2 separate regions of the Mus musculus genome follow, and region 1 is linked to region 2. Evidence: chromatin loops called from intact Hi-C (ENCODE). Cell type or tissue: left cerebral cortex. All regions are shown on one strand. Each heading gives the region's core, and the rest is flanking DNA. Links, peaks and the distances in the headings are about the cores only.

Region 1 (15,846 bases), core at 3,564-11,563, 210 kb before region 2:
TGAACTTAAATTAAAAGCTGTCATGTTAAAATTAAATGTCTTGCTCTTAAGTAAATCAAGACAATTCTACTTATGACCACTAGAGGCCACTCATCACCAGCCTTTCCAACAGTGCTGAGGGCTGAGCTCATCCCTAGCCCTACACCCCAACCTCCAGCTCCAACCTGTCCTTTCCTTCGCCCTTTCTCACAATTTAAACTTTAACTGATGTTTACCTTACAACAAACATAATCAAATCCCTAAAAGTGAAGACTTTTCCCTTCTAACTGTCGTTGTTTCAAGCATAACTGTGAGGTTAAATGGGAACAAGGTCATTTAAAAAAGAAAAAGAAAAAAAGCTTCTTGATAGCATTTCAAAAATAAGAACTAATTCAGTTACTGTGGCAGAAATCAGACTTTCCCAACATTCTACACACTATGCTGTGTAAGAATTCTTTGAAGTCAAATGGAGTTTAAACCCTACCTCTCTGAACTCACTGTGCACCCCTGAACAAGTGTCTTAGCCTATAATAAGTATAATCATCTTCTTTACAAGGCATTTATAACAGTTAGGCAAAACAACATGGCAGAGACTTGTGATACAACAGTTATACGAATTAAATGCTCAAGTGAAGAGCATGGCATAGAAAGTATAGAAAGGCAAGCGTTCGTTGTGTGTGCGGGTAGCTGGGAATCACTCTGACCACATAGGGACCGTGTGGAACCCGCATCAGGAGATGGAAACACCACAAGAAAGGGAATTACATGGAGCTTCTTGATCTGGGATTCCAAAAGGGAAAGTGTGGATTTTTTCTCATCCATTGTCTTCTTAAGTTCAAGGATTTTTGCTTCAAGGGCTTGCTTTTCCTCTGAATTAATTTCTCCTTTTAATCGTGACATTCTGCGTTCTACTTGCTGAATGTAAAAATCCTGTTAATAGTTTTAAAAGAGAAGTTAGTGAGTGTATGCAAACACCAAGAGCCTCTCAGTTTAAATGTTGACGCAGCATCTGACATGTGCTCTTAACTTTGGTCTGGCATTATTAATTATTAAAGTAAAGTTGGTCCTCCAGCAAATCAGGATAAAATTCTTCCTAGCCTAAGGGGAGCAACAACACTGCTCAACAGTCAGCATGCAGGACAGCAACACAAACTTCATCAGAGAACAATTGCGGTGCCATCAGGGACCTTAGGAGATCACAGGATCTGAATAAATGAGGATTCCTGGTGGACATTTTTCAAAGGATAAAAAAAATAAGATAAAAAGAATAAAAAATTTTTAAAACTTAAAAAAAAAAACCCTGTCATGATAACCATGGAAACTCAACATATAATGAGTTGGTTTTTTCACTATATTTTAACATCTTTGATATTGTGTTATTGTGAAACTAAGAATTTTTTCAGATTAAGAAATTAAGATGTATGGGGAGGTGTTAGAAAATAAACATGAACATGAAGTAGGTATGTAGGCAAAACTAAGGGGCAAGCATTCCACTGTATTGTGCAGATAAAGTGGGTGGAAGACGCTCATGTTTGCAGACTTTAGTTTACTAAGGGACCCACTGCTCCAGGTCCTTTAACACACAGTCCTTTCTCCCTCCCCAGAGTGTTGGTCCCCTTGCCTTTTTTTCTTTTTAGATTAAAAATTACAGTAGTAGCTTTTAAGACCCTCTCAAGCCTCTATTATCCTAACATGGGAGCCAGCTGCCACCAGCTGAGTGTTTATCTAGGCTATCTTAGAACTCTTCATTTTCATGGGGCACTAGGATAACTCAACTACCAGAGGCACTAAAGTCCTTACAGGAGATACTCACAGAGAGGAGCACCTACCTGACTGTACATAATTTCCTGCTGCTTCAGGGTTTCAAAATCCAGTTTGTGTAACTGTTTGTTAAGATGTTTCAGGGAGGAACGGGTTCCTTCAATTTCTGATACCAGGGCTTTCTCTTTCGCTATCTCGTTCTGTAACTCTTGGACTTTCTTAAATAACACGTCTTTTACTATGCCCAATTGAACCTCCACTTCCTGAAAAGAAATTGTAGGAGTTACAACAGTTAGTTAAATTATAATAGTTTAAAATCTGTATTTACATGATCATTCAAATTTAGGAGCTCAAAAGTTCCCGTCAACATTTAGCCCTTGAAAATACAAGGTCTTCCCAAAGCTTGGCCAATCCCCCCACTCTCTTATCTCCAGTGCTGGTAGACAAGGTTGGCAGTTTTCTATCCTTGTGTCATTTGACCTACCATCCTAACTCCATCCAATATTGCCCTGGCCTGAGAACTAGACACCCTGTGAGTTCAGAGTTCACTGAACAGTCTTGAGGATATAAAAACGGAAAAGAAATCATACTGTTCAATTTGAAGCTTTTTAGGGCCACATTTAGCCATCAGCTCTCTCCGGTGGATGGGGACTAAGGATGACTACTCCTTCTGCGGTGTAAGCACACCGGTGCACAGTGGGAAATTTCAAACTACTGGTATAGTTGCACCACTACAGAGATGACATACAGAAGCAACGTATAGATGGCAAGTGTAAGAGATGTCATTTTAACCTCAAGTCCACAGCTAGTCACAGAGTATAATTTATAAATGATGAATGCTATGTTACTTCTGACTTGAATATAATGTGTATACGCATTTACATAAAATTTAGGTTTTAATAGTTGCTAGTTTTAGTAATGAACTTAACAAAAAAAAAATGCTGAAAATTTTACTACTGGCTCTTGAGAATGTGTAGAAGTCAGTGCCAGGCAAAGCCTGGTCCAGCCCTTCACTAAGCCTTTGCATTGCTTGATTTTTCTTCTGTGCTGGCCTCAAGGACAGAAAAGGAAGTTTCTGGTCCTGACACTCCTCAAGGACCTACCCTGACCTGAAAGCTTCATGACCAACACATTCTGAGTTTCCCTGTGACCTGCCAACCACCAGGCCAACTACAAGTTAACACTTTTAAATACTGAAACAGTTCTCCCTCATAACCACATTCCCACTCCGTAGCCAATGAACCTCGATGTGAAACAAAACAAGCCCATGACTAATGTGTGCAAATTTTCACAAACCAAAAGATAACCAATAACTGATAATGGTATTTCTCATGTAATTGTCACTTCTCGCTGAACTCAGGACCTTCTCAAAGACTGCTCAGTAGAATTTGAAAGCCTGGTGCCTAAGTCCATTGAGCTTTTCCTGAAACAAACAAACACTGAGGCAAGCACAATAGAAGTGTGGGTTTTCCTCCCATCCCCAAGCTCCTAGAATAACAACTCTGAGACTCATATTTACAAATTCCTTGGCCATAAGTTTTGGTTATTCCCCAATTAGACCATAACTTACTATCCCTTTTATTCTAAGTTCTGCTGATGGGCCGTGGTGGCGCACGCCTTTAATCCCAGCACTTGGGAGACAGAGGCAGGCGGATCTCTGAGTTCGAGGCCAGCCTGGTCTACAGAGTGAGTTCCAGGACAGCCAGGGCTACACAGAGAAACCCTGTCTCGAAAAACCAAAAAAAAAAAAAAAAAAAAGACTAAGTTCTGCTGAGTGGCTGGTTACTGCTGCTCAGTGCCCATGCTTCGGACTTCCTCCATGTTCCTGGATGGAAACCTCCACACCTTGTTCTGTCCCAGAATCCTTGCTTCCTCTTGGAATGCCCCCCTTCTGTTTCCTGCCTCAGTTACAGTTAGAGCAGCTTGATTTGACAGATGGAATTTCCAAACAGGAGATCCCTTCTACAGAGCACAGCCCTCTCACAAAGCATTGGTACATCTGTATCAGTGCTCATATTTTCAAGTTCATCTATCTTCCTTCGTTAAATGTGAGGGATTTTTAATGTATTTTCTGTAATGCAATTTCCAATCCTCTTTCTGCCTTTATGGAGGCCTGGGTCATCTACCTACTATCATTTCCTTCTATTAAGAACTTCACTTAGCATTGCTCTGCTAGCAATATATTCTAATCCCTACCATGTGTCTTCAAATGGTTTTATTTATTTCTATTTTCATTGCCAGTTTCATACATTTGTATACTGAACTGTAGTCGTTTCACCTTGATTTCTCATCCTGTAGTCCCCTCCCTCCATCACCAGTACCTTTCTTCTTGAAGAGTCTACCTCCTTCTTTCATGACTTCTTGTTTGCTTGCTTGCTAGTTTGCTTGTTTTGAGACGGGGTCTTATTATCTAACTTTGGCAGTCCTGTAACTTTGTAGACCAGGCTGGTCTCAAATTCACAGAGATCCACCTGCCTCTGCCTCTTGAGTGCTGGGATTAAAAGTGTGTGCCACTATACCTGGCCTCCTATGACTTCTTTGGGTGTGAGGTCCACTGAGTTTAGAGTTACTTGCCTGATCATGGGTGGGAAGTTACCCTCTGAGCATGGGTGGGTCATGGGCAACTTCTGTGTGGCTGTACCACCAGAGAGAGTGACAGCCTCAGCAACAAGCATTAACTGCTAGTCATCTTTCTGGGAGAAGTGGGCCTCGTGCTCTCTCTCTCCATTCATGATGAAATGTTGATGGGCCTAATTTGTGTTAAGTCTTGTACAGATAACATCTATAGTGAGCTCAATTCACCTGATTTGTTTTTAAATGTCATAACTTTTATTATCCTCTGTGACCTACCTAGTTCATATACTCAGCCTTTCAAGGATTTTTTTTTCAGCTCTTATGTTTGTACCATAGGAAAACATGTTCTTAAGGCCAGGTGAAACAAAAGGGCATGATTTGGACTTAACTACCACTGCATGTGGCGTTGTTACTTGGGAATTCAGAGCACACTGAGGAACCAGGCATCTTCAGGTGCAAGCAGAGTCATATTTTATACCATTTAGTCAAGTGCTCAGAGATGACTCCATCTTCATTATCCCTTCGCCTCCTTCATCAACAAAAGACAGGAAAATCAGGAGGCAGGGCTGCCCTGCCACAAACCTAGTGCCCTTTCCAAAATTCCAAAGAGAAGGTGGCAAAGAAACCTCCTCTGGTTTCTTAAAAGTTGGATTTACTGTCACTAGCACACTCTAGACTGGTGGAAGAAGAGGCCCATCTAATTAGTGAAATGGTGCATTTCACAGGCCTCTTGCCAAAAATGACCCCGGGCTGTAAGAGGTTAAAACGCTGATGGAATACCCACAGCGGGCCAGAGTATGAGAAGGTTTGATCATGAATGCACACAACAGAATGAGGAGGAGGCAGGATGCTATCAAACAAGGACACTTGCCACACACTGACCAGACGGGCAGGGGAAACATGGAAGAATAGGCAGCAGAAGGGAATGGGCTACAGGGCACAGTGTGGGGCTGCCTTCAGAACCAGGGCCCTTTGAAGCTTCACAGTGCTCTAATTCCTAGCACAAAGTACTTCATTCTTTGGGAATTTGCTGTGCTTCTGTAAAAATCCAAAAGAAGGTTTACCTTCAGGCCTTTCTCCTCCTCCTTCAGCATGTCTTCCATGTTGGTAGCTTTCTCTTCAATAGATAGGGTCTTCTCAGTTATCATCTTTAATTTATGTTTTACAACCTCATTGTGATGTTTAAGTTTTTGTAATCTAAATAATGTTTGTAAGGAAATTTAGAAAACAAGCTTAAAAGAGTACTTGACACAGATACACAAGATTAGTTGCTTCTGCTGCAAACATTGTCATTACCATCATGTATCTGGTAGGCTATAAAACTATTTCTCTGAGCCTCTCTGATGAAAAACAAAATAAAACAAGAAGATCTGGAGCTTGATAATGGAGCAAATAAGTTGCGTGGAGCTCAGTGGGCAGGGGTGGAGCTCAGTGGGCAGGGGTGGGGTTCAGTGGGCAGGGGTGGGGTTCAGTGAGCTAAGGCAGAGCTCAGTGAGCTGGGGTACCACTGGGTGGTAAATGTTTACCTACCACATTCAAGACCTTAGGTTTCATACCTAGCACCAGCAAAAAAAGGAACGTTAACAGTTATAATCTTGCATATATTTACAAAAATAATTTTAAGCACTAATATATTTCTAAATATAGACCAGAAATATATTTAATATTTACATATCTTTATATGGGTTTTTCTTACCTTAATGTTTCGTCAAAGATGTCCTTCTTTACTTTGGAAATGTTTTTCCTCAGAGCTTGTAAGTCACTGGATGTTCTGTTGAGAGTGGTTTTTAAAGTATCCAGCTAGTTATCATTAGACAGGAAAAAAAGTTACATGTTCACATTCAATAAGGTTTTTTTTTCTGAGAAATGCTATTGTTCCTACTTTAAGTTCTAACCTTAAAATAACACCTATATAGATAGCAACTTTGTGTAATTAATACCTATCTGTAGCTCTCCTTGATCCCCACATCAAAGTTTAGATGACTTTTTGTTTCATAACATGAAAAACATGATAAATATCACCATATATAAAGTTGAAAGTGCATGTAAAAACAGGTAGTCACTATTCCTGCTCAGGGGTAATATGACTTTGGATCAGTGGCTCTCAACCTTTCTAATGCTGTGACCCTTTAATACAGTTCTTTATGTTGTAGCGACCAACAATGATTTCCAGTGCTACTTCAGAGCTATAATTTAGCTACTCTTATGAATCATAATGTAAATATCTGGTATACAGGATATCTGATGTGTGACCCCTTTGAAAGGGTCATTTGGTGCTTCCAAGGGGATCACATCCCACAGGTTGAGAACCATTGCTGTAGATACCCTGATGTGAATAGATAACCTGTCAGGATAGCCTGACAAATGCAGCTGGATATGGAAAACCTCAAAATTCAACCCAGCCAACTCCCTGCATCCATCCCCCATGACATACACCTCACACCCATCCTCCATGACGCACACCTCACACACATCCTACAGTGACACACACCTCATACACAGCCTACAGTGACATTTCACACCTTCCTCCACACATTTGACTGTTAATCTAAATCTAAGATATAGCCAGGAGAGCCACTACTACCCCATATGCAACAGTAGTTCAATAACTAGTTTTCTAAGGAACTCCGTGTTGACTTCCATTGTGGTAATATAAGTTTGCTTTCTCACCACTGGTGAATAAGAATTCCTCCATCACAGAAAAAGATAAAACAACCCTAAAATGCATAAGGGGCTATAAAATGAGTATGTAAACAACCTAGAGCAAATTGAACAAGAAAAATGAAGCTTGGATAATTATACTTCCTACTTTCCAGCCACAGCAATCAGAGCAGTATGGTACTAGTCCCCAGACAGACCCCTGGACCAACGGGACAGAACAGAAGGCAGGATCAAATCCATGTGCTTGTATACATCAGCAGACTTCCTAAAAACCCTTAACAGGGAAAGGCAGCGCCTTCCAGAAATGGCTCTGGGAAAACCAGAGACCCACAGTGCGAGGTAATAACATGTATTACTTAATATAAATAATAAATATAAATAATAACATGTTATTTCTCTTGTACTGTATATGGAATCAACTCAGCGTGGACTAAAACCTCGAGGTGAGATCTACTACTTTCTAACTGTTCAAAAAAGGACAAAAGTACAAGGAAGCAGGGCTCGCTCTCCTCTGCCCAGCTTAGGACACCAACATACTGCATAAGGCCACCTGCAGAACACTTCCAAACCACAGATCTGATAAAGTGTCCACATCCAAAACACACAAGCAATGCATGCTGCCCACTGCGAGTAAAAGCATAAGGACTGTAAACGAGCAAAGGTTTGGCCCTGGCAGTTTTCTGAAGAGAGCATCAATAGGTAACAGTCAGCAGTACCGAGTCTCAGGAAACACGACCCAGTGTCAGCATATCAAGTCAGAGCTGATGCTGTGAGCTGCATTTGCCACACAAAGGCAGTGTCAGTCAACACACACACACACTCAAAGATTTCAGGGAAAGAGCCAGCAGGCCTCTCCAGTGCCACTGAGCTTCTGTGTGACCGCAGGCCAGTGCTCGGGTGACACACCTCATCCTTCAGCTGACTTCTGTTGCCTTCGTGACGCTGGTAGTCCATCCTGCACTTGGACACTTTCCGCTCAGCAACAGAAATTTTTCTCTCGTATTCTATGTTGTTCTCAACCTCATTTTCCAGAAACTTGATCTTCTCTTTCACCACGCCTTCTTTTTCTCTTGCTTCCTGCTTTATTCGTGATAATGCCTAAAGATAGAGACAAATGCATACGCTCAAGTATTTCCTAAGTTCCAACTAAAACAAAAGGGAGTTAAGTTTTTATTTTTTAATATTCAACACTTACTTTTTATTTTAAAAAGTCTTTAAAAATGTTTGCTGTTGTGGGGAGTGTGTTGTTGCTGTTGTTTGGAGACAGGGTCTCACTGAGGCCCTGGGTAGCCTGGAAGTCTCTGTGAAGGCCAGGCTCATCTTAACCACACAAAGATTTGCCTGGGGTTAAAGTGTACGCCATCACCCCTAGCTAAATAGGATGTGGTTGTCAATATGCTGTGCTTGAATATCTCTGAATTCACATCATTAAATGTTATTATATTTTCTGCATCTATCTGGAAGAGCTGACAAGCAAGGAAATGAATAGGCCTTTACACAGAAAGGGAAAGTTCTCCCAAAAGAAACAAAACCAGAAATAGTACTGAGTAGTTTGCAAAGAGAATCTTAGGCATCAGTGAAATTTTCTAAATACTGTCAAGACCCCCAATTTTTCATCTTTTAAAAGTAACATTTCGCCAGATATGGTGCACATGGCTCGCAGGAGGCTGAGAGGAGTAGTTCAGGTTTGAAACAGCCTTGAGTTCATGGTTCGAGGCCAGTCTAGACTATACAAAGAGACCCCGTAGCAACAAAACAAGACAAAACAAAAATACATCATTTGTTATTGGCTTCAATGAAAATGTCCTCACTTAGGCTGTTTGGCGGTCTTGAAATTACAATAATAAAAATAACCCTCGGAGTTCTGTATCTTATGTAAAAGGAGGAAAAGAAGATAATAACTCCTCCCCGGCAGGAGCCACTGACTACATCATCAACAGGCAGTGCTCCTCCACCCTGAGAGCTAGTGGTACTAAGAGGTGCCATGCAAGCTTCCAAAGGAAGGAGTCAACCACCAGTCATCCACTTAGGAGGCTAAGAAGCACGGCAACGAGCAGCATGGCACAACAGCCTAAGGGTGCAATGGTGGCACTCAGACCTTGGAAGTAACCAGCAACTCTCTGATTGGATATAGGGCCAAGTTACGTGGAAAATCATTCCTGATACTAGAAACGTAGCCAACTCCCCAGGGTTGGTGAGGTCATGGATCTTGGAGGAGAAGCTACACTTTATTAAACCAGCGTAATCTCTAACGACATTCCAAGCATTTGTCCTTAAATCCATAGGCAAGTGTAGACTTCATCCTTCACCAAAGAAACTTCTTTGTGATCGTTGAGACCATTCCCAAGAACCATAGCCGGTCAAAACGCACAGTGTAGAGCCCAGTCCACTCCCACACCTAAGGCTAAGGGAACATTGAGAAGGAGAGAGTGGAAAATTATACAAGCCAGAGTCTGGGCATTTACTGTGAGATGATGTCTCCTAGTAACATCGAAAACTACAATGGGAAAGTCTCACCAACGTGATTACCTAAACCTGAGCTAAACAAGGATGGTAACAATAGACATTGTAAAGTGAATAGGGAAAAGATGACGATGAGGAGGAGGAGGCCCCAGCCTTATAGAAAGAACTATAGGCAACTAAGGAATGCTGAGAGTGAGAGGCATGGTCTTCCCCAGGGAAGAGCAAACTTACTGGCTGTCTGATACCAAATGGTCAGCCTGAAAACATGCATACAAGTATCATCATACAGCTTGAGCAGGCTACAGTTATATACATGTGTATGCATATAATATAAACATATATTCATTATATTACATTCAATATATTTATAGTATATAGTCAATATTGTGTGTGTGTGTGTGTGTGTGTGTGCACGCGCGTGTGTGTGCACGCGCGTGCGTGTGTTTGTGTAACAACAATTAATGAAAAAAGAGGCCATGAATTTGAAAGAAAGCAAAGAGGGGTACACATCAGAGTTTGGAAGTAGGAAAGGGAAAGAATTAATACTGTAATTATATCATAATCTCAAAAATAAAGGAAATAATTAAAAACAAATATGGATAGATTTTAAGCATTTATTGTGGTTGAAACATAAAGTGGGAAGGGTGGTATGGGAAGGGGTCATAACAAAATGGTTGAAATGTGACCCAAAAGAAAAGGCAGAAAAAAATAGGCTAGCAAAGTAGGGCTTCTAGGGTCAGATGGAGAAGAAAAGCAAATGCCAAGTTGAAAAGGGCCAGCTCTTAGTGCACAACAGGAAGGCTGGCAGAGCCGGGAAGCAGAGCAACAGGGTTCTTATCAGTTACTCGGGACAGCAGAACCGATGAATTAAAAGGAAAACTTGTCTTAAAGTATATTTAAGTTTCAACAAAGGTGATTCTATCAAATAACTAATTTTTAAGGTAGTGTTCTTATATGTCCTCCTTATCAATTGACATTCTTAATGTAGTGTTCTATATCACTATTGTGCTGGTACAGCCAGAGGACTGTCAGACTCTTCTAAGCTTACACGTTTCAAATGCTCACTTGAAAGCCGTCATCACATTAGCTTTTCTGCCACTCAGGCAGATAAGTTAATACTAACAGCAGCAGTCAAGTTTCTTAACAATGCTGCTGGTGACTAAGTAGTTCCCTGGGTTTGACACAAATGTGTCTTGGTAGCAAGACACAAGCTGGAGAAAGGGAGAAGGATTGGAAGAAACACCTAACTGAAGAGTCGTGGGCTACATGCAAACCGCTGGCTGGAAACCTGTGATCCTGGGCCTGCTTGAGGCACATTACGGAACAGGGCTTGGGGTTTGAAAGTAACAGGATGTCCAGAAGTAGACACCGATGTCAGCCTCAAGAGTTCAGAATGAACACGGTGTGGTATTTAACTGCAGTCATTCTGCAGAAACAACATTTAATTTCAATACATCCTCAGAGAAGACACTGGCTCCAACCTTCAAGGACTGTTGCTGTCAAAACCAGAATGGCTCTGTTGTTCTTTCCAGGGAGGCACGGCTCTTCTGTCAATACAACAAACAAGCATCCCAGCCTTTTCTCAGAAGTCCAAACTGCCGGCACCTCTGCTCTTTGCCTTTTCATTCAGTAGAGGAAGAGTGGCCTTAACACCTCTCCCTGCCGCTTGCTTTCTCCCTCAATTTCTTCTTTCCAAGATCATCCCTCCTGATCTTCTAACTGTGTCTACCAACATCCCATTTCTTTTTGTTTTTTTGTTTTTGGTTTTTGGTTTTTTGGTTTTTTGAGACAGGGTTTCTCTGTATAGCCCTGGCTGTCCTGGAACTCACTTTGTACCAGGCTGGCTTGGAACTCAGAAATCTGCCTGCCTCTGCCTCCTGAGTGCTGGGATTAAAGGCGTGCATCACCATGCCCTGGCAACATCCCATTTCTTAATGATTTCGTCCAAACTTTCTCCTAAATCCCCATGAATTACTCCCACACCATCCCTGCCTCATTTCAGCTATCACTCATCATTGGTGCCATGACTTCAATAATGGACCACGCTGGCAGCCAGGACTTCTGTATCTCTTTCCTTGTCTGAATTGTCTACCACAGCCATTCCTACATACCTAGAACTTGGGGCCAAAGAGCAACCTGTGAAACCCGAGTTACAACAGATAACCATGGGCTGGAATGCTGGAAGGAAATCTCAGTTCTCAAGGATAATAATACTATAAATAAATAAATAAATAAATAAATAAATAAATAAATAAATAATGTCCATTGAGGCCCATTGCTAAATGCTTGACTTGGCTTGGAGAAACATTTGCCGGGACCATTATATCTTGCTGAAACGTGACTTTCAAACAGCAGCATGCTATTTTGTTATGGTGGTGGTTAGTTGGTTGAGTTTGGTTTGGTTTGGTTTGGTTTGGATTGGTTTGGTTCAGTTTAGTTTGGTATGTAGCCCTGGCTGTCCTGGAACTAAATAGACCAGGGGCCTCAAACTCACAGAGATCTGCCGCCCTTTGCTGCCCAAGTGTTGCGATTAAAAGTATGCACCACCACCCCAGGCTATGATGTATATTTTAAATTGATGCGGTAAGCGGGAGACAGTAGCACGGCATCGCAAGGTTGCAGCTCGCTCACCAGGGCACAGTTGTCTATCTCCTGATCCCGCCTCTGCATCTGCTCAATGGTGTTCTCCCACTGCTGAATGAGCTCCTGCCGTTCTAAGTGAATCTTCCGGAAATCCTGTGCAGCTTTATCTAATTCTAACTGCAGAACAAACAGAAGATGACACTTCCATTAATCTAAATGCTTTTGCAAATATCGCCTTGGAAGTTAAGAAGTAAATATCTCTGGAGACCAACCTGCGCACTTAGCGTCTCTGTCAGTTCACTGTCTAGAAGCTTCCTCTTCTCGTTATACTCCATGGTCAGCTTTTCTAACTGCAGAGTCAGGGCCTATGATGTGATTACATGGAAAATAGTTATGATTATCATGTATTAAAGTTGGCATATAGCATATCTAGCATTCTGTATCATTACATCTTATGTAAACACTATCTAAACAATATAAAATAATATATATTTTCTTATGGTCTAGCTCCCAAAGCATTAATGTACTGTTTGCATATATCCCCATGGAAATGTACCTGTTTCTAAGATGGCTTATAACACAAGTTAGGAGAAAAATACAAACATAACCTGCCATTTAAAAATATTTAAAATAGCACATTTGGTATTTAATCTGCTAGAATGGAGCTGTACGACAGTAGCTTCACTATCACAGTAGATGAGCTACTAAGTGGATTTTACACAATGTAAATTTGCACAGTATAAATTACAAAAAATAACTTATCAACTGCAATAGTATCTCAAATCAGTAGAACTTATATGGAATATTCAAATCAAATGTCAAAGTATCCAAAATTAATTAATAGTTTTAGGATGACTAAAACTTTCTCTCCTGAAATGCTTTGAAATGTCCTTTGAAGTCATAACTCAGGTTCCTGGGTGGGGGGGGGGGGGTCATATGGCTTCAGAGGCAGCAACATGCTGGAGGATTTGACTGCACTCGTTCTTCTTGAGAAATGACACTTCATCCCAAAAGGTTCTCAAAGAAGAGCCTGGCCCCAAACCTTCAAGGACAGTTGCCTCCAAAATCAGTGACTATGACTTCATGTTTTAAAGGTGGACTTAGAGAAAAGCGGTTCTAGCAATGCCTAACGTCTCACCCTGATTTTGTTATCGTCTTGCTGAGAGTACTTCTGAAGGGTCAGAGAGTCACTGTCTTTGTGAGCCGATTCTTCCAGCCAGGCCTCCAAGGCTTGCTGGTCCCAGTTCATCTGACATTTCAAGTCATCCAGCTTTTGAGTAGTTTTAAATATATTGTTCTACTTTCCAAGGAACAGGAGAGAACAGGCAATAACAAAACATTATTTATTATGCAAACATCACAACACATACTTTATACTACCAACCAAACAAATGGAGAAAGCCAAGCTCTGCCTTCCACATGTTTGTGGTATAGTATGTTCAATTCTATTACTACCATGCTTGTATTTTAATTCTTCAGTTATAAAACAGAGGTAATCAGACAAGGTCAAAAACAGTTGGTTAAGTCAAGGTTCTTGCGAAAAAGCTTTAGGGCAGTTCTCTCATAGAGAACCCATTAGATCCCAAACCAAAGCCACCCCAAATATGTGAGTGTGGGGGTCAGTTAAAATAGCTTGCTTGACGTGCTTGCTTAAACAGATGACAAAGTCAGCCCATTTCCAGTCACGTCTGCTACTCTAACGAGGTCTCTTACAGAAAGATTTGGAAGTAGTTCCAATTGAAGTAAATACAATACAGGGTATAAATTATTTCTGTAAATGTTGTCACTTAATGAATCTATAACCAGAAAAGAAAACGTGCATTAAATCAGTAAACGTTATTTATATTGGCTCTATAAACATTACTTTACATAATTAGAATACGCATGTGAATGAATATTCTTTTCATTCACTAGTTACTGGTACAGAAGGGGCCAGCACACCTTAAGTTGTGTTCCTGGGAGATAAAAGAAAAGTAGCTGATGTGAGTCTGCAAGGAAGCCAGCACGGAGCACTCCTCCATGGCTCCTGCTTCTGCTCTTGCTCGGGTTCCTGTCCTGACTTCTAAACCAAACAAGCCCTCTTTCCCAAGCTGCTTGTGGTCAGTGTTTTCTCACAGCAGCAGAGACGCTAACCAAGGTAGGTCCCCACGTTGACAGAAGAATATAAAAGGTAAAACTTTGAGGTGAAATTTAAAACCGAAAGTTATCTGTCTGCTAACAGTGTGGCCTGCACCTATAAGTAAGTCTTATTAATAGCAGAAATGCAATGTTTGATCATTTCTTTCAAGCCACAACGCTGTCTTTTCATGGGGGCGGGAGGGAGGAACCATGTAAATAAATCTCAGAGAAAAGGTAGGTTCTCCCTGGAGAGAGCTGGTTCAGAAGCAGGACCGCAGCAAGCCACACCCACTTCCATTTGGCTCTTGCGCTCCCGGATGATCGCCATCTCCTTCTCCAGCAGTTGGGTCTCATTCTTGACTCGGCCCAGCTCTCTTTCAGCAATGGCCTTAAAATGTTCTTCGCTCTCGATCTCACTCTCCCTTGCTTTGTAAAGAGACTGAAAAATAATTACACAACATAGAAGCACTTCGATATATGTTTCTATAGTATGAAATATATCACTGCACGACGCAGCCCCAGCCCAAGTGCTCAGATTGAACAGTTAACTCCACCAGGGTAGGATCTGACCCACTGCAGCATGTGGCTCCTCTGCGGCTGTCTCTCAGCGCTGAGCCGTGAGGAGCTTAGCCACGGACTTCCCAGAGGACTGCTGTCAGGAGTTCAGGAGTTATATGGCAGAAACTAAAGAAAAGAACCTGGGAAGGTGAAAACTAGAAGCTATAATTCATCCTTACCAAAAAGGGAGAAATATTGGTTATAAATAATTGAGAAAATGGGGTTTATATTGAATTAATCACCTAGTTCTACTTAACAGAGACGAGTCTGATAACTATTTACATGCGGAGGAGTAAACATCTCTTAGAATGTATTAGTACAGAGTTATGTCTTTGTATTTGGCTCTGTTTCTTAAAAGACTATTTTCTGGTTAGAGAGCCCTTCAAGGGTGAGTTCTGAGTGTTTATTTTACAGTGTCAAAGCTGCTAGCCCTGGGGGAAGACTACTGACTTTGGTCTCATAATCCAGGTTCCATGGTAGTAAGGTGTTCCCACAGAGCCCCTCTTTTCCTCCAATCCTGACTCAAGAGTGTAGTGAGGAGCTGAGAAGACATAATAGTTTATCAATTACTCATCAAATCTGGAGGAATCCTAAGTATTGTTTAGAAAAATTAATTAAATGTGAAACGTTTATTAGGATTTATAATAAAATCCAGTAAGGTTAGTAATTACCTTCATTGCATATAAAGTATTTATAAAACATGGTTTTGTCCATTTTAATGTAACTATTTCTCAAAAGGATATACTTATTAATTTTTTGAGGTGAGGTGGAAATTGTAATGTTCCCAGTGCTGATGTGTGCTCCTGATGTCTGGGCTCCTTGTAGTGATTACATAGTCACCCCATTTTAACTGAAGTAGATTTGTACTAATATTGCTTTTTATGATTTATTTTTGTATTTTATTTATGTGGCTATTATGTATTTTATTTATTATGCACATGGCACATGGCTCATGGAGGCCTGAAGAACTGGAGTTACAAGTGGTTGTAAACCTTTCAACATGGGTGCTGGGAACTGAACTCAGATCCTCTGGGAGCTCAGCAAACATTCTTAACAGCTGAGCCAAACCCTCTTAGCCCTAGTGTTAGAATGTGTAAAATGAATTTTGCCTGCCCCTCTTATCTGAAAAGTCTTCTAAAACATAAAAAC
Region 2 (15,846 bases), core at 2,561-10,560:
TGCAGTGTGTGTCTGGCTAGTCTTGAGTGCATGTTTTGGAGTTGTATAAGTGTTGAAAAATATTTACTAATTGGCTGGTGGGTTAAATTATGTACAGAAGCACTGGACTAGAGAGGAATTTGCAGCTCTGTTTCACTTAAAAACAAATCTTATGTGGTATGTTATTCCCCTCCCCACCCCCAATCCATTATACTTTTTTCTTTGTTGACTGTCTGATGTTGGTTGATTGGATGGTTGGAGTCTATAATAACCCAGGCTGTTTTACTTAGCCATCTGATTATATACTGATTATAGCTCTAATTGTGGCTCTGTGTCAAATGAAGATACACAGTTACTCTAAAATTTACCTTTTAAGGCTAGAAAATGATCATTGATTTTATGTTTGTTGGTAATATATTTATGGTTTTGAGGAATTATATTAACTATAGTCCAATTTGAGAAAGTAACTGAATATGTGAGTGCAGACACTCATATTCTATAGCATGTGTGTAGAAGTAACAATACTTTTGGGAGTCCTCTCTTCCACTGTGGGTTCCCAGGATCAGACTCAGGTTGACATACTTGCATGGCCGGTACTTTTACCTGCTGAACTGTCTTTCTGGCTCTGAAAATTTTAACTCTGAGGGAAAAAATATGACTAGTTTTCAAATGTCATGCTTTTCCAGAGTTGGGCTGTAATGTAATAGTTATAGTGCTAGGTACTTTGTTGAATATTACTTAAATTTTAATTTCTGATACATGAGAACTAATTAACTCTATTAGATTACAATGTGAGTTACAGAGTTAGGATGTTACCTGGCAACAAGAGTTTGGGTCATTAGCTCTTACTGAATTACTGAACTCTCAAACAACTTATTTCGCCCAACTAATGCCAGTGCTCCAAGGATGAGTATGGGTTGTGTTTGTTGTGTAAGTTTTTGTTATAACCAGAGTTCAAGGGGGCTAAAGAACAGCTTTTTACAAATGGTGGAAATGAAAATCAAATTCACATCTGAACAGTCTCTGTAAACTCTGTGGTGGGTGGGGAATGTGGGTTTGTTTGTGGGTAAGGTGGAAAGTGTCTGTCTTTGTCTGTCCTCTCTCTATCCCCTCTTTCAGTCTCTCCCACACCCTAGGCTGGCTTTCAGCTTGTAGCCAAGATGACCTTGAGTTTGTGATCCTCCTGGAGTTGTCCTACTATTTTATAGTGTGCTGTGGATGGAGTGTTTGAAAATGGGAGGCAAGTATTCTACCAACTTAGCTATAGTTCTAGCCCTGGGTATTTTATTTTTCTCCTTCTAAAGACAGGGTCTTGTGTAGCCTGATCTTGTTTGGTATTCACTGTATGACTAGTCTGGTTTAGAACTTAGCTCAGTCCTCCTGCTGTAGCTTCCATGGTGCTGAGACAGACTGGTGCCCCCTGGTCTTCCTTTACCAGTGTCCTTTTGTCATTCTATAGTTTTTATCACTATTACAGGTTTTTAGAGCTACATAATAACATTAATGCTGATACAACTTTTTGTTTTATGCAGGGATTTATCAAAGATGTCCACGAAGACTCCCTCACAGTTGTTTTTGAAAATAAGTAAGTTATTGGTAGATGTTAACTTTTAAGAGCTGATTGTTCTTACTGATGCCAATAGGAAAATGATTCTGCTTTTTAGTGCTTGATTCTTATGATTTCCAAGTCCAGTTTTGATAATCTTTCACTTGCTTTTTTATCTACAATATACCTGACATTTTTATTTTGTCAAGATATGTATGGATATGATTCAGTAAGCAGCTTTTTGTTTGTTTTTGCAGAAGTAGATGCACAAGTAGCATAATGCTTAAGACTGAAGTTGAAACGGTGGTACAAATAGTTACAGTAGTGAGTTTGAGGCTATCTTTAATTGTTTGATGTTAAGAATTGATAGTAATTCTCTTCATATTGTAGAGGCTAGGCAGTTAGTTATAAGTGAGGAAGACAAATATACTAGGCTGGGTTGGGAAGGGTTGTATAGAAGGACCTGTTAACTTGAAGGTCAAAGAATTGTTGAATTTGTGAATGGCTCTCAACTTTTCGAAGAGATATGTGCTTGACAGCTGCCTTATGGAGAGACAGATGTTAAGCTAACTTCTGTCTTTGTGAGCTCCATGTAGACAATAATGGTAGAAAAGAAAGGGCATCGAAATCCTAGACTTAAGCTGTCTCCTTGCTCGGCATTCAACTTAGCACCATTTTATGTGGAGGATATCTCCCAGGTGTTAGATGGCCTATGGAAACTTGAAAATGACATCTGACTATAAAACGTTGTCAGGTAACAGTAGCTAAGTTAGTTTGTGTTGCTGTAAAGATGACTATGCCCTTACTAGATACTAATTACAAGTTTTATTGCTTTTTTGAGGATGTATATGCTAAGATTTTACCTTGGCCCTGTGAGCACGCGAAGCACAAAGTTCCCATCTGGACATAAACTCTTGAGTTTGAACTGTATATTTTAAAGATGTCCTTTAAAAATCTATGTGTATGAATGCTTTTTCTGCATATATATCTGTACCACGTGCATGCCCATTCTCTTCAGGGGCCAGAAGAGAATATCATCTGGAATTGGTGCTACTGTGTGTGTGCTGAAAGGTAGTAGCAGGTGCTCTCTAGCCACTGGGTCATCTCCTCAGCTCCTGAACTGATCATTTCTTTTGTGAGCATGTACACTAAAGTTAGTTTTTATTATTTTGTAATTTATGAAGTTGGGATCTTTTTGATGTCATATTCTTGATCTCACCACTTTTGTTTGATAGCTGTGAATGGACCTTAGTCATTGTTGCTAAATTAGCCCATTTTGTTTGCAGGGTATGATGTATTTGCCCTTCTTAGGATCTATCAGAATTAGTTATAAAGCTTATCAAGAATCATACAAAAGTCTGTCAGCTTAATGAATTAAAGAATAAGGTGTTTGGTTTTTCTCTTTTTCTCTTGAGACATTCTGAATGATAAAATTAACTTAGAAAATATATAGCACTAGTCAGTGTTGCCCTATTAGGATCTGCTAAAATACAGGTATTAACTAATTCTTCTAATCCTTCAGTTGGCAACCAGAACGCCAGGTTCCGTTTAATGAAGTGCGATTACCACCACCACCTGATATAAAAAAAGAAATTAGTGAAGGAGATGAAGTAGAGGTATGTGTATTTAAGTTTTCGTTATTCTGCCTTATTTTTTGTCCTAAATAACTATCCTTGTGAGCACATCTCCGGCTCCTGGATATAACCATGCTCCTTTTCCTGTTATTTATTGGCAGTGACTATGATGTAGTGTTACTGGAGACTTAAGTCAGAAATAGATTCATGTGTCAATGCTGCTATTTTTAGCTTTGGTGGGCTTGATCAAGTTTTTCAAAAACAAAAGTTTTTTAAAACATTACGTGATATTGCATTTGGGTTTTTTTAAGAAACCTAGAACAGAACCGTATAGTGTTAGTCACTTTCTAAAGCTAGTTTTAGTGGCTTGTGCTTCAATATCTTTGGTTATGTATTATGTATATATGAACTGCTTTGTGGAATACTGTAGGAATATCTAGAAAAATTACAGAAAATCAAAAAATGACAAAACACAAAAATCCTACTACTAAGCACATGGTTCATCTTGCGTTTTGACCTCCTTTCCCCACTGCTGGTTGAACTCAGTGTGCTGTTGTTTGTGTAACTTGCTCCCTGTCTTCAGCATTAACTATTTTTGATGAATGGGCTTGCTGTTGCTGGGCATAGTGTTGCGTGTGTATAATCTCTCGAACTCCTTTGAGACTATATTGGGCCATGTATAAAATCCTGTACTTTCAACCCCCCTCCTCCACCTCCCCAAGTTGAAAATGTCATCACAGTACTATTTTATTTATTTAAACTTTTATTTTTTAGTTCTTTGAGGGTTTTGTATAAAATTTTTGATATTTGCTATCCCCCACCTATCTACCAGACTGTCTTTTTTCCCACCCATTAAAAAACAAAGCAAATCTTTAAGACTAATTTATGCTTTAGGACCAAATACTCTGAGATATGATCTTCCACAGAAGAGTGTTTAGTCTCTGAAAACCATTTCTCCTTCTCCTAGCAGCTAGCAGTTGTTAATAGATCTATAATTGGGGCGACTGCTTGGTCAACAGATAATTTGTGGATTTGGTCTAGCTCGGGCTTGCACAGGCTTTGTGCAGCTGTCACAGCTGCAGTGAGTTCATGAGTACACAGCTGCTTTGCTGTGACCAGAGATACTGTTTCTTTGTAGTTATTTACTGTCTCTGGCTCTTACATTCTTTCTGCCCCCTCTTCCACCATGATCTCTTGGAAAGAGCAGATTCTGTTCCGTTTCGGGCTGAGCAGTCTGCAGTCTTATATTTGCACTTTGGCTAGTTGTGGGTCTCTTCTGTCACTGTCTACTGTAAACAGAATCTTTGAGAAGATGCATTGATCTGAAGATGGTAGACTGGAAGGCTAGGGTATAAATTTTTAAATTTGCAAGAAAGTTGTAACACCCTTCTATGCTTATTTTATTTTTAAAAGAGTTTTTTTCCAGTCTCATTTTTGCCTGGTTTATAGAGCCGGGATAGTATACTAACTTTTCCTCATTGAAAAACCTAACAAGTAACTTAAAGATGTGTTTATTTTGGCCCAGAATTTGAGTGTACGGTTCATATTGGTAGGGAAGGCATAGTAGCAGCAACTTGAGGCTACTGTTCATGTTCTGTGCAGTCAGAGAAGAGAATGCTGGTGCTGTGCTCACTTGCACCTATGTACTCAGTCCATGATCCCAGGCTATGAGATGGCACTTCTTAGGGTCATTGTCCCCAGCTCTGTTATAGACACAGCTAGAGGATTGTTCCCTAGGTGACTCTAGATCCTGTCAAGTTGACAGTATTAACCATCACAGATAGTAAAACAGCAGGTGGTTTTACTATTTTATTTTGCTTTTACACAAAGCTATGTTACAATTTTGAGTCAGTACTATGAGCCTTAAGTAATAAATGCAATCACTCCTCTTTTTTTGTTAACTTCTATCAAAATAAGCCCATTAAGTTTGTTAAGAGATCCATAACTGTAATTTACATGTAGGTGGTAGTTTGAATAAAAATGTTCCTCATAGGCCTATAATATTTGAATGCTTATTCTGAAGTTGATAGAACTGTTTGAGGTGGATTAGGAGGTATGAACTTGTTGAAGGAGGTGGTGGTAGATAGGCTTTGGGTTCCAAAAGCCCATGCCATTCCCACTTAGTTTTTTTCTCTGCTTTGTGCTTGTTGTTTCAACATGAAAGTTCTCAGAGTTACTCCATTGCAATGCTCCCTGTCTTGATGGTCATGGTCTCAAAACCCTCTGGAACCTTGAGGACCCCCCCCCCCCCCAACCGCAATAAATGCTTTGTTTTATAACTTGGCTTGGTCACGGTGTTTTGTCATGACAATATGAAAATAACTAATACAGTATACCAGTATACTATAGTAGAGTTCTTGAGAGATGTGGTAAGACCTCAGAAAATAGTGCCAAGTGACTTCTGGGTAGACAGGAACTGCCAGCAGAGGTAATTAAGAGATTCTCAATTATGGCAGTGATGCTGGAAGTTTCCATGTTAGTTTTGTCTTTTATACTTCATCAAACATGACTTTCTCAGAGAGGAAAATGTCTCAAGGTCAAAGTGTTCTCAATTAGAAGTGTTTGGAGGACAGATTTAAGAGTTTTTTTCTGTAGACCAGACTGGCCTCGAACTCAGAAATCCGCCTCGGCCTCCCGAGTGCTGGGATTAAAGGCGTGCACCATCACGCCCGGCTCAAGAGTTGTTTTGTTTTTCAGAACTAAGTTTTTCTGTGTGTAATAGACTTGGCTGTCCTGTACTCACTTTGCAGATTAGGCTGGTCTCAAATTCATAGAAATCAGCCTGCCTCTGCCTTCTAAGTAAGTGCTGGGACTAAAGGTGTGACATCATGCCTGGCTGGTGTTTTGTTTTGTTTTGATTTGATTTGTTTTAAATAATTTTTGTTCTTTTTATTTTGCTGTTAAAATACTATTGTAAACCTCTGGTTTAAGGGGTGGGGGAGCACTCTAAATCAGCAACAAACCCCACAACTTATTGGTCTTGAAGGGCTAAAGATGTTTTATTTAACACTGTTTTCCCTAATCTCTGCCTAGGAATGCTTATCCTGACTTTAAAACCATCTGTGACGTAGTTTTCCTAGTTGTGACAAAAACATGTCAGAGATTTGGAAATCATTGTTCCTAGATTGTTTTACTTCATTTTCCATTTCATGATTCAGTCCTAGTAAAAATTTGCTCTTTACGGTTTTGTGAAATATCACAAATTAAGTTGTAATCATACTTTGTTAACTTGAAATTTTAAGGAAAAAGTTTAAGTTAAATATGTTTTAAGTATTTAATAGTAAAATATTATAATAATTATATACAAATATAATTGGCTAGAGTTGAGTGTGTTTTAGATTTTCCTTTGCATATATAAATAATTTTAGGATGTAAGAACTTTGACTATATTAAATATTTGTGATTTTTGTATGTACTAATTGTAACTACTGATGAGGGCATCAAAGAGATTGTTATGTTTGCTCACACATGTTTTATTTTTAATCAAACATACAATTCCGTGGTATGGATGTATCCAAAACTGAGATCAGAATTGCTACTTTTACAACAAAAAGCAGTAATGTGCTTATGCCAAATCTTTTTAAGAGGGTCACTTGTTAGGGAGAATGACTTAGAAGAGCAGTGGTTGCACAGTGAAGACTTCAGCTTGGGTCCCAGCACTCAGGTAACAGTGCTAGCATGTACCTTAATCCCAGCTTCTCACTGGTTGGTAGGAAGAGGAGACAGGTACTCACGTGTCACCAATCTCCCTCAAAGAAATAGGAGTTCTAGGTTCAGAGAGTAATAGAGAAGAACACTTGGCATACATACCACAGAAACACAGAATTAGAAAAGCTGTGTGTGTGTGCTGTTTGTGAAAGTTATTTATGAAAACAAAAGAACATACATCTACTCCTGAATGATATGCTCAGTCCTGTATTTGATAGTTTTATGAAATGCATTTTTTAATGGATGTTCTTTTAAATCTTGACTTTTTGCATGTTAGTAGAGGGTAGCTGACATTCTTTGAATATCCTTCTAGGATAGATAGGAAGGCTTGTTGATTTACTGGTTAATTGTAAGGGATCATGGACAGCCAAATGGAAGGTTTAGGGATAAGAACCCAGCAATCAGAACTTCAGTACATAAGTTGTACCCACAAGAGGCTGAGTAATTAATAGACAGGTGACTGATTGTGCCTGCCAAGCTAATTAGTCAAGCCAGAACCTTCAGGATAAGGATTTCACAGATTCAAATACAGAAACAGAACAACTATCTGAATTGTGGTGTTTTCTGTTTTAGTCCAAATAGTTGAAATTATAAAAATGGCCTGCAGAAGTACAGGCAGGAGGATCAGGAATTCAGGTCAACACTGTTACTGATATAAACAGTTTAGTGCAGCCTGAGTTATTAGGGGACTCTATCTGAAAACAAAGCAAACAACAACGAAATAATAAAATGGGAAAATCACTGTTTTTGTAAGATGTGTTTACTATATTAGATGAACTGAGTGTGTCTTATGTTTTACTTTACAGATAAACACGTGTAATACATTGTACTTCATGTTTTTGACAGTTGGTGGTCGTGAGCCTCCTTATTTTAAAAATTGTAATATTTTGAAATTTAAAATTTTAATTAAATATTTTTAATTCTTCAAAACAACCTAATTTTGATGAGCAGTGTTGGCACATGTTATACATATTTTAATACAGTTGCCTTGTAAGAAGCATTTCTTTAAATTTATTTAAAACTATTTAAATAGTTATTTGTTAAGATAGATTTCCAAAAACTGTTACTCAAGCTTTCAGCCTTAAAGTGCATTTCTCTTTTGCTCATTTCAGTAATAACATTTGGTTGAGTTCAATTAGATTTTCCATTTACATTTTTAATGTCAAAATCTTAGGGATGGATAGATAATGGAATGTTTTTGCTCCTCAGGTATATTCAAGAGCAAATGACCAAGAGCCATGTGGATGGTGGCTGGCTAAAGTTCGGATGATGAAAGGCGAGGTAAGTGACTGTTTTCCAAGGAGGCACCTTAACTCTGAGCTGCTGTGTCCGTCACCTCCGATAGATAGAGTTAATCCGTTGTTAACACATTCCTGTATTGTTAATTTCAATTTTGTTTATTGCCAAACACCAAGGATTCTTTTTAGCCGTATTCCTCAAGGCTACAACTATAAAGGTTCATGCTTGTAAACATTTGTAGTTTGGCTTATTATGTAAATGATGTTGGTAATGTAAAGGTATGCTTAGCGCTTGTACTTAGAGGGGATTCTAGAACACCGTCTAAAGCTTAGTACTTCTGTTCACATGAGCTTTTAAAAGAATTTTGTCTTTTAGTTTTATGTCATTGAATATGCTGCTTGTGATGCCACTTACAATGAAATAGTCACATTTGAACGACTTCGGCCTGTCAATCAAAATAAAACTGTCAAAAAAAATACCTTCTTTAAGTGCACAGTGGATGTTCCTGAGGACCTGAGAGAAGCGTGAGTAGTCACATTGCATTGTTTATAAGCTGAGATCTTTTAGTCTACAAAACAATGTCATTCTTCAGTCAACCAATGAAAACCTTACAGAAGTAAATAAAGGGCGGGGAGATGGCTTGGCAGATGAGCGCGCTCGCTCATCTTTGATTTCCACCACTAAAATTGGGTGACCCGGACCCCAGGGCTTCTGATGCCTCTGGTTGGCACTTGGACTCAAGTGTGTATAACGGCCACAAAAGACACATAATTAGGAATACTAAAGTAAGCATTAGAAAAAAACTTTTAAATTCTAATGGGTGCTATCAAACTGAGGTTGCATAATGCTCTTCCTAAATTTAATCCACTACTGAAATCTTGCATCCAAATTCATTTCTCTCTAGGTGTGCTAATGAAAATGCCCATAAAGATTTTAAGAAAGCAGTAGGAGCATGCAGAATCTTTTATCATCCTGAAACTACCCAGCTAATGATACTGGTAAGATAAGATCATAATTTAATTAATGACCATCCATATTATTAGGTGTTTCTTAAGCTATAATGTGTATAGTGAATTTACTTTTAATAATGGGTTTTTGTTTGTTTTTAAGCTATGTTAATTTTCTCTCCTTTAGTAAGTTAGAAACAAATATTTCGATTTGTTTTTTGTTTTGGCTGACTTTTTGATAAAACTACTCCCAGCTGTCTATGACCAACAAGTAGCAGTCCTGTCGTGTCGGTCTGCCGTGTGTTGAGATTAAAGGTGGGCTATTATGCCTGGCTCATAAATTACTCATCGGTCTCCATGACATCTTGAGATCCTTAATGTGTAAAATCCTTGATTTTTTTTTTTTTTCTTTTTTCCCCTGCTAACACGCATTCTGAGCAGCAGATTAAGATTAAGATGTAAGTTCAGCAGATTAGAAAGTAAGATTACGTTTGAGAGAGAATTTAGTATGAAAATAAATAAGCCGCAGGTAGGAATCAAGGATGGCTTCATTTAAATGATTTTCATTTTGGAATTATTTTGAAAAAATTAAGTTTTTGAGCGATTAACATGTTCGTTTGTAGTCGGCCAGTGAAGCAACTGTGAAGAGAGTAAATATCTTAAGTGATATGCATTTGAGAAGTATTCGGACGAAGTTGATGCTTATGTCCAGAAATGAAGAGGCCACTAAGCATTTAGAAGTAAGTTGGTTTGCTTTTTATGTCTCATGCTTTCCTGTGTCTCAAACTACATACATGACTTGTAACAACAGAAAGCCACCTAAGACCTATGTTTTTATGGCTAATACCAAGAGTCCTTAAGAAAATTAATTTTCTGTTTTACTTATGTCAGACCTAACATTTCATTGTGCTAAGTGTTGCTTAGCTTTCTTTTCGGGGCTTAGACGATTAGTAACTGGGCATACCTAGAAAAACTACTTATTTTTCTTTATTCTGCCTTTAATCTGATTTTTACTACCCTGTCACCTGTCGGATGTGACCTTAGTTTATGGTAGCAGTTGTTCTATAAGGGGAAAGAGCATACTTTACAGAGGCTGGCACTGCTGCCGTGGCAGTGCTCTGTACCTGCACCTACTTGTCCACTGCCACTGTGATGATACTCTGCCCAGCCGAGTGAGCGCGTGCACACACACACACTTGACCCTGGAGAAATTGAGAGGTTTTATAACTCAGATTTGTGACTGCCCTTACTTAGATGTTCTAAACAGTCTAAACTGCGTTTTGAAACAGCCATCTGAGCTGGTATCTAATTCATGAAAATAATTTTTAGAATTAGTTTCCTGTGACTAGAATTAAATAGACTGAAAATGTTTTTCTTCAATTTTATGATGAATTTCCTTTATTCTGTAAGAGATTCTTTGCTGACCTTGTTAAACTTAGGTTTTTTTGTCTTGACTTTAAACATAGGTTTTTTTTCTTTTGTCTTGACATTAAACATAAATGCAATATACTCAGAATCTACTATCTTTGACTAGCTCAATCCGTTCACATATTTAGCATTCTTGGTCAATCTCCAGAACTTGTCATATTAAAAACTGAAACTCTTGAACAGCAGCTTCCTATTTCCTCCTCCCTTCACACCCCACAGCTACTTTTAAACTATTGCTTGCTTGTTTGTTTGAGACTGGCATGTAATGCATGATTACCCTGTCACCGTGCCCAATAACAATTTTCATACTTTAAAAAAGACTTTTTTCTCAAGCACTGAGGTACGTCCCAGTACTTTGTTTATGCTAGGGAAGCTATCAGCATACTGTTTTGTTTTTTTAACTGATAACTGGTTCCGTCAGTGTAAGTGAGTTAGTATTTTCTGACTGATGTGTTCCTCTTAGGACAGTAATCTTAATGTTCTTGGCTTTCATACATGTCACCTATGCCACTTTCCTCTTTTGGTGTTAGCTTTGTGTGACTAGCCCACATGTTTATGCATTTATTAGTTGTTGACATGGATTTTCCCCTCTACTTCTTGATTATGTTGAATGATGGTGAACATCAGGGTTGGTGTTTTTTTTTGTTTGTTTGTTTGTTTTGTTTTATTTTTAAGTTTTACAAAAGAAAAATTCCTAATTTCTCTCATTTCCCTAGTGCACAAAACAACTTGCAGCAGCTTTTCATGAAGAATTTGTTGTGAGAGAAGATTTAATGGGCCTGGCGATAGGAACGCATGGCAGTAACATACAGCAAGCTAGGAAGGTTCCTGGAGTTACTGCCATTGAGTTAGATGAAGACACCGGAACGTTTAGAATCTATGGAGAGGTAAGTTGTCTGCTTCTTGCCTTTGGTCACTTAATTTGGCATTTTAGCAGTCTGTTCCATCGTATTTTTTTCTGTCATTTTATTTTTCAGTTTTGAGATAAGGATTCACATAACACAATGTTTATTTCTGAAATCTTGAGAAGTAGCCAGTGAGGCCTCCGTCGTTAGGAGGACAGGCTTTGAACTAATACTGCCTGGAGTAGAGTCTTAGAAGTCGACTGAACTTTGTTTCCACTGTATAATGATGATGGTGTTTACCTTATAGTTCGTGAAGATTTATTTTTGAACTATGTTTAAAGAACAAGAAATGAAAGTAATTACCACAATATAAAATTGAAATAATCTTATCAGTAGGTCTTTTTAAAAAATGTGTCTCTGGACAAGCAAAGCAACTTTGTTTTATGTGCAGGATGTTGCTGTGTAGAACAAGCTAGCCTCACAGAGGAAAGGTGATCTCCTCCCCTGAGCTCAGTGCATGACTGCGCTGCTGTACTGTGACTGTGTCCAGCTTAAAGCTTGAACTCTTTTCTGTTTTATGGTGCTGGGAAGAGAGAGCCCCGGGATTTTGTATAAGGCAGGCAAGCGCTTCTCACTGAGTTACCTAACAAACAACCTAACCTGAACTTGGAGTAGACGGAGCAGAACTTGTATCATACTATTACAATTAAGAGTTTTCTCCCTTTTTATATATTTTGGGCTTGGAGTTGTTTTAAAATGTTAACAGGAGTTTGTCTGTCTTTCCTCTATCCAGAGTGCTGAGGCTGTAAAAAAAGCTAGAGGTTTCTTGGAATTTGTGGAAGATTTTATTCAAGTTCCCAGGAATCTTGTTGGTAGGTACTTGTATAAAAGTTAAATGAATATTATAAATGCAAATTAATTTATTTAATTGGATGTTAGCTTTATAATTTGTTTACCTTAGTGTAATACGTGTTGTTAGACAGCCTGTATTGTTTTTTTGTGGAAGCATTTTATGTGACTTGTAACTTTGTCTTCTATCTAGAAAGGAAGATGTATTTGTTCTGTGCCATTAATAAGACTCATAATTCTTGTAATGATTTGTTGTTAAAGGTTTCCTTAAGTCTTCTCCTTTGGGCCCTTATTATTTCTTGTTTAATGTCTTCTTTTCTCATTTATATGCCCATCAAAATTATGATGGTGAAGGTCCTCCAGGATCTGTGATAATTGTTTTCTTCTGTTTAGAGTGGAAATAAAAGCAAACCTGGGCTGATAGTAGAGTAATAAGCTCCTTTCTACACAGTAGGCCGGGAATAGATGATGGTTGTGGCAAAAGCATAGAATAAGGGTAAGAAGCCTTGGGGAGGAGCAGGGTGTAGGAGGGATGCTTACATTGTCACGTCCAGCAGTGATAATTACTCCTCATGGTATTCATGAGGTATACGTTGACAGTTTTGAGTTTGCAGTGGTTCAACTTACTTTTAGGTATGTTAATTAGTGAAGCTGCTATTGATGTGCCCTCTGTCTTTGGTTTTGTGTCTTTGAGAGGCTGAGGATCATACCATACCCAGGGCCTCAAGTGCTGTACTGAATGGTGTCATGCCTCTTTGGTTGGTTTGTTTGTTTGTGCTATTTGATGGAGAGAGGAAGACTTTGGATATATGTTAAGAACTTAGTGATTCTCCAAAATTGTAAGTGTAAAATTAAGTGCTAACATAATAGGGAGGAATTTGCTAGCAAGTCATGCAGTTTTGTCTCCTTGTTTTTTGACCCTAGGGAATTTCTTTGAGCCCATTGGGTAATTCACTATCTATGTAGTATTTTCTCATATCCCGTAAAATAAAGTTGGAAAAGATATAAAACACTTACCTTCTTAAAGATACTTGCTTGAACACTTAAGTGGTGGTGTAGGGCGGCAGGCATGTGGCTTGGTGGGTAGAAAGCTAGTTTTCCAAACTGAGCTCAGTTCCTCTGGGCTTGTATTACAAAGCCTTCTGTAGCAAGTACATCTTTAGCCTTGTTGTAGGGAGGCATATCCTGCTGGTTTAATGGCCAGCTAGTCAGGCTGGGAATAAATGGATTCTGGGTTAAGAGAGAGAGCCTATCTCAACCCAATAAAGAAAGAAACAAACAAGTAATAAAAAAGGCAAGGACAAATCAAGAAAAATAACCAAAGTTGATCTTTGGCTTCCACATGGGGAGTTCACACAGGAAAAATAGTGATTAGCAGAAAAAATTATTTCTTGTAATTCTGCTACTAACAGTTATGTAGAAGGCTTTTTGGTTCATTTAAGTAGCTGTGATATTGCCAGTTAATACAAATTCTGTTAGTTTTGGTATGCCATTGTTCACTGCATAATGCTTTATGTGATGAGTGAAGATAATAAAACTGAATATTATATAATTTTAATAAACATGAAAATGTAAAACTTTGTTAAAAGATTATTGTTGTCAAAAAGAACTTTTGAATTTCTAAAACTATTTGAACACAATCCTGGGCTCTCTGGGTAAAGGTGAGAGAACTATGAGGCAGTTTCTCTGTGTACATCTGTATGAGTTTTGGGGATTAATTTTAGGTTGCCAGACTTATATGGCAAGTGCTTTTACGAGCTGAGACAACGTGCTGCCCTGTCATACATAATAATTTTACTATCCTGCTATTTTTCTCCTTTTCTCCTCTTCCTTCCATTATAAGCGTTTGAACCCAGGGCCTTGCCCATGTTAGGTAGGTCTTCTACCACTGAACCATACTCCAGCCACAAGAGCTGCTTTTGAAAATGTTGTTGTGCTCTTTAAGTCAATTATTCATATGGATGAAGTGCTAAGATTTTGGTAGCTATTCTATAGAACATTATTTAACTGAACTAGGCTTTCTCACTAGTAAGAAGGGGTTCAGTGGTGGGTTTGTAAAAAGAAAATCAAGTTTTGTTCAGCTGAATTCTACAAAGATAAGCCTTGTTTTTTTTTTTTTTTTGTTTTTTGTTTTTTTTTTTTGGATTTTGTAGTATTAATAATGAATAAAAATCCCTGATATTTCAGAAATACGGAAATTGGATATATTTGTAGTTCTGGTTCTTTAGTTATCAATGCAAAGAGGGGAATCCATGCTATGTACCTTTGTCCACTCTCCTGTCTTGTTTGGCTTTTGTGATTTGAATTGCTTATGTGCTCTTTAGAAAGCATGCACTAGCAGGAGCGACTTTACAGTGCTGAACCTGCGGTGCTTCTGTTGCTTGTCATGTATAGCAATACCATATTGTCCTCAAGTACTTGATGGGTTAAGCAGTCTTTTGAAAAATACATGTTCTTAATCCAAATGAAAGAGGAGAACTGAGGAGTGAGAGGGGATGAGGACCACTTGGTGGGTAAGTTCCAGAGAGGACGATAGATCACTTTCTGTGTTTGAGGCATTCTAGTATTTGATCATTCCCACCTGTCCAAAATCAGAACAGTATTTCTTGAACACTGATTTGAATGACAATGGATCAAAACCATTCACTTCTTAGAAGAAGCCTTTAATCACTTCTTTACTTTGTCCCTTCAACATTATACTCAATGCTCAATTTATACTACAGGTCTGCTTCAGTTTGTCAATATGCTCTGGAATTTAAACTGTGGAAATGATCATTTAAAATATTGAAGGTCTCTGGTGGGACTAAGTAAGACTTGAAGGTAGGTCCCCGCCAAGGACCCAGAAGGGTGATGGATGCTTAACTCACCACTGGTGTAGTTCCAAGAAGCAAGTGAACAAGATTGTGGGGGAAGGGCTTAGGGCCCATCAACCTCATTTGTTTTCTGAAAATACATTGCGTATTTATTTTAGCAGGTTGGAGGATGAAGCTGCTGTTAAGCTTCATTGTGTAATCTGTGCAGGTTGCTTTTGACATGCTGCTGCTAGGGCTTCTCTGAGAAGACCCAGTCATGTGAACTCTGATGACTGTTCTAAGCTACTCAGTGTCTGCTCTTTACCTTGAGGCTTACTGATGGGGAAGGGAAGGGGCTTGAGATGAGCAAGAGGCTGAAAAAGCCCATCAGAAGAATGTGTTTATGCTCTACCACTCAGTTTACTGTTGCCGCTATTCTGTATGTATTGGAAACTGTTCTTTCAAGCACGCATGACAGACTTACTTTATCTCCTTCCACCCCAAATTCTAGCTTTTGTGTAAATGGCTTTAAAAATAAAACTGTGATGTTGATTTGGTTGTTGCAAGGCTGCTGCTACATAAGAAGGAATTTTGCTGTTACTTACATCCCAAGAATATACCAGATACTTGAGTTAAACATTGATTCTTTGGGTTAAGATTTATAATAGGGAAACAGCACCTCCATGTTACCTTTGGAGTTTTTCTTTTAAGTATTAGATATTTAATAACTGCTGTTTGAAAGACTTAACAGGTCAAGTCTGAAGGTATGAATTTTGTATCATTTTACAGTATGACATTCCTAGCAAGACAGGCTATACTATATGCACTTATGTAAATCTATAAACTACCTTAAAAACTTGTAATATTTTTGCTTGCAAGAATATACACGTATGGATGTGTGTACACATATGTATGAATGAGATGAAGGAAGTGACATGG

What was found. Peaks named below come from ENCODE experiments on the same cell type or tissue, not always from the same donor. Only the 100,000 strongest peaks of a DNase experiment are listed, where the experiment ranks them.
Region 1: it touches region 2 in a loop (2.2-fold over the local background); 3 of 42 quality-filtered maps call a loop at or near these places.

What each region holds. Positions count from the first base shown.
Region 1 is chr3:33,824,647-33,840,492 of GRCm38, forward strand. Ccdc39 (coiled-coil domain containing 39) reads right to left here. Exons shown (of 20, transcript NM_026222.2): 3 at 14,432-14,578; 4 at 13,160-13,318; 5 at 12,294-12,386; 6 at 12,070-12,198; 7 at 7,882-8,073; 8 at 6,011-6,114; 9 at 5,379-5,511; 10 at 1,809-2,003; 11 at 745-909. Among named protein-coding and RNA genes, the nearest start is that of Ccdc39, 12 kb to the right of the region's middle. In left cerebral cortex, for the core only: no CTCF peak of the experiment used is centred there; a DNase peak (open chromatin) is centred at 6,739.
Region 2 is chr3:34,038,016-34,053,861 of GRCm38, forward strand. Fxr1 (fragile X mental retardation gene 1, autosomal homolog) reads left to right here. Exons shown (of 17, transcript NM_001113188.1): 2 at 1,512-1,564; 3 at 3,048-3,141; 4 at 8,017-8,088; 5 at 8,422-8,570; 6 at 8,951-9,044; 7 at 9,617-9,733; 8 at 11,138-11,308; 9 at 12,060-12,138. Among named protein-coding and RNA genes, the nearest start is that of Fxr1, 26 kb to the left of the region's middle. In left cerebral cortex, for the core only: no CTCF peak of the experiment used is centred there; no DNase peak of the experiment used is centred there.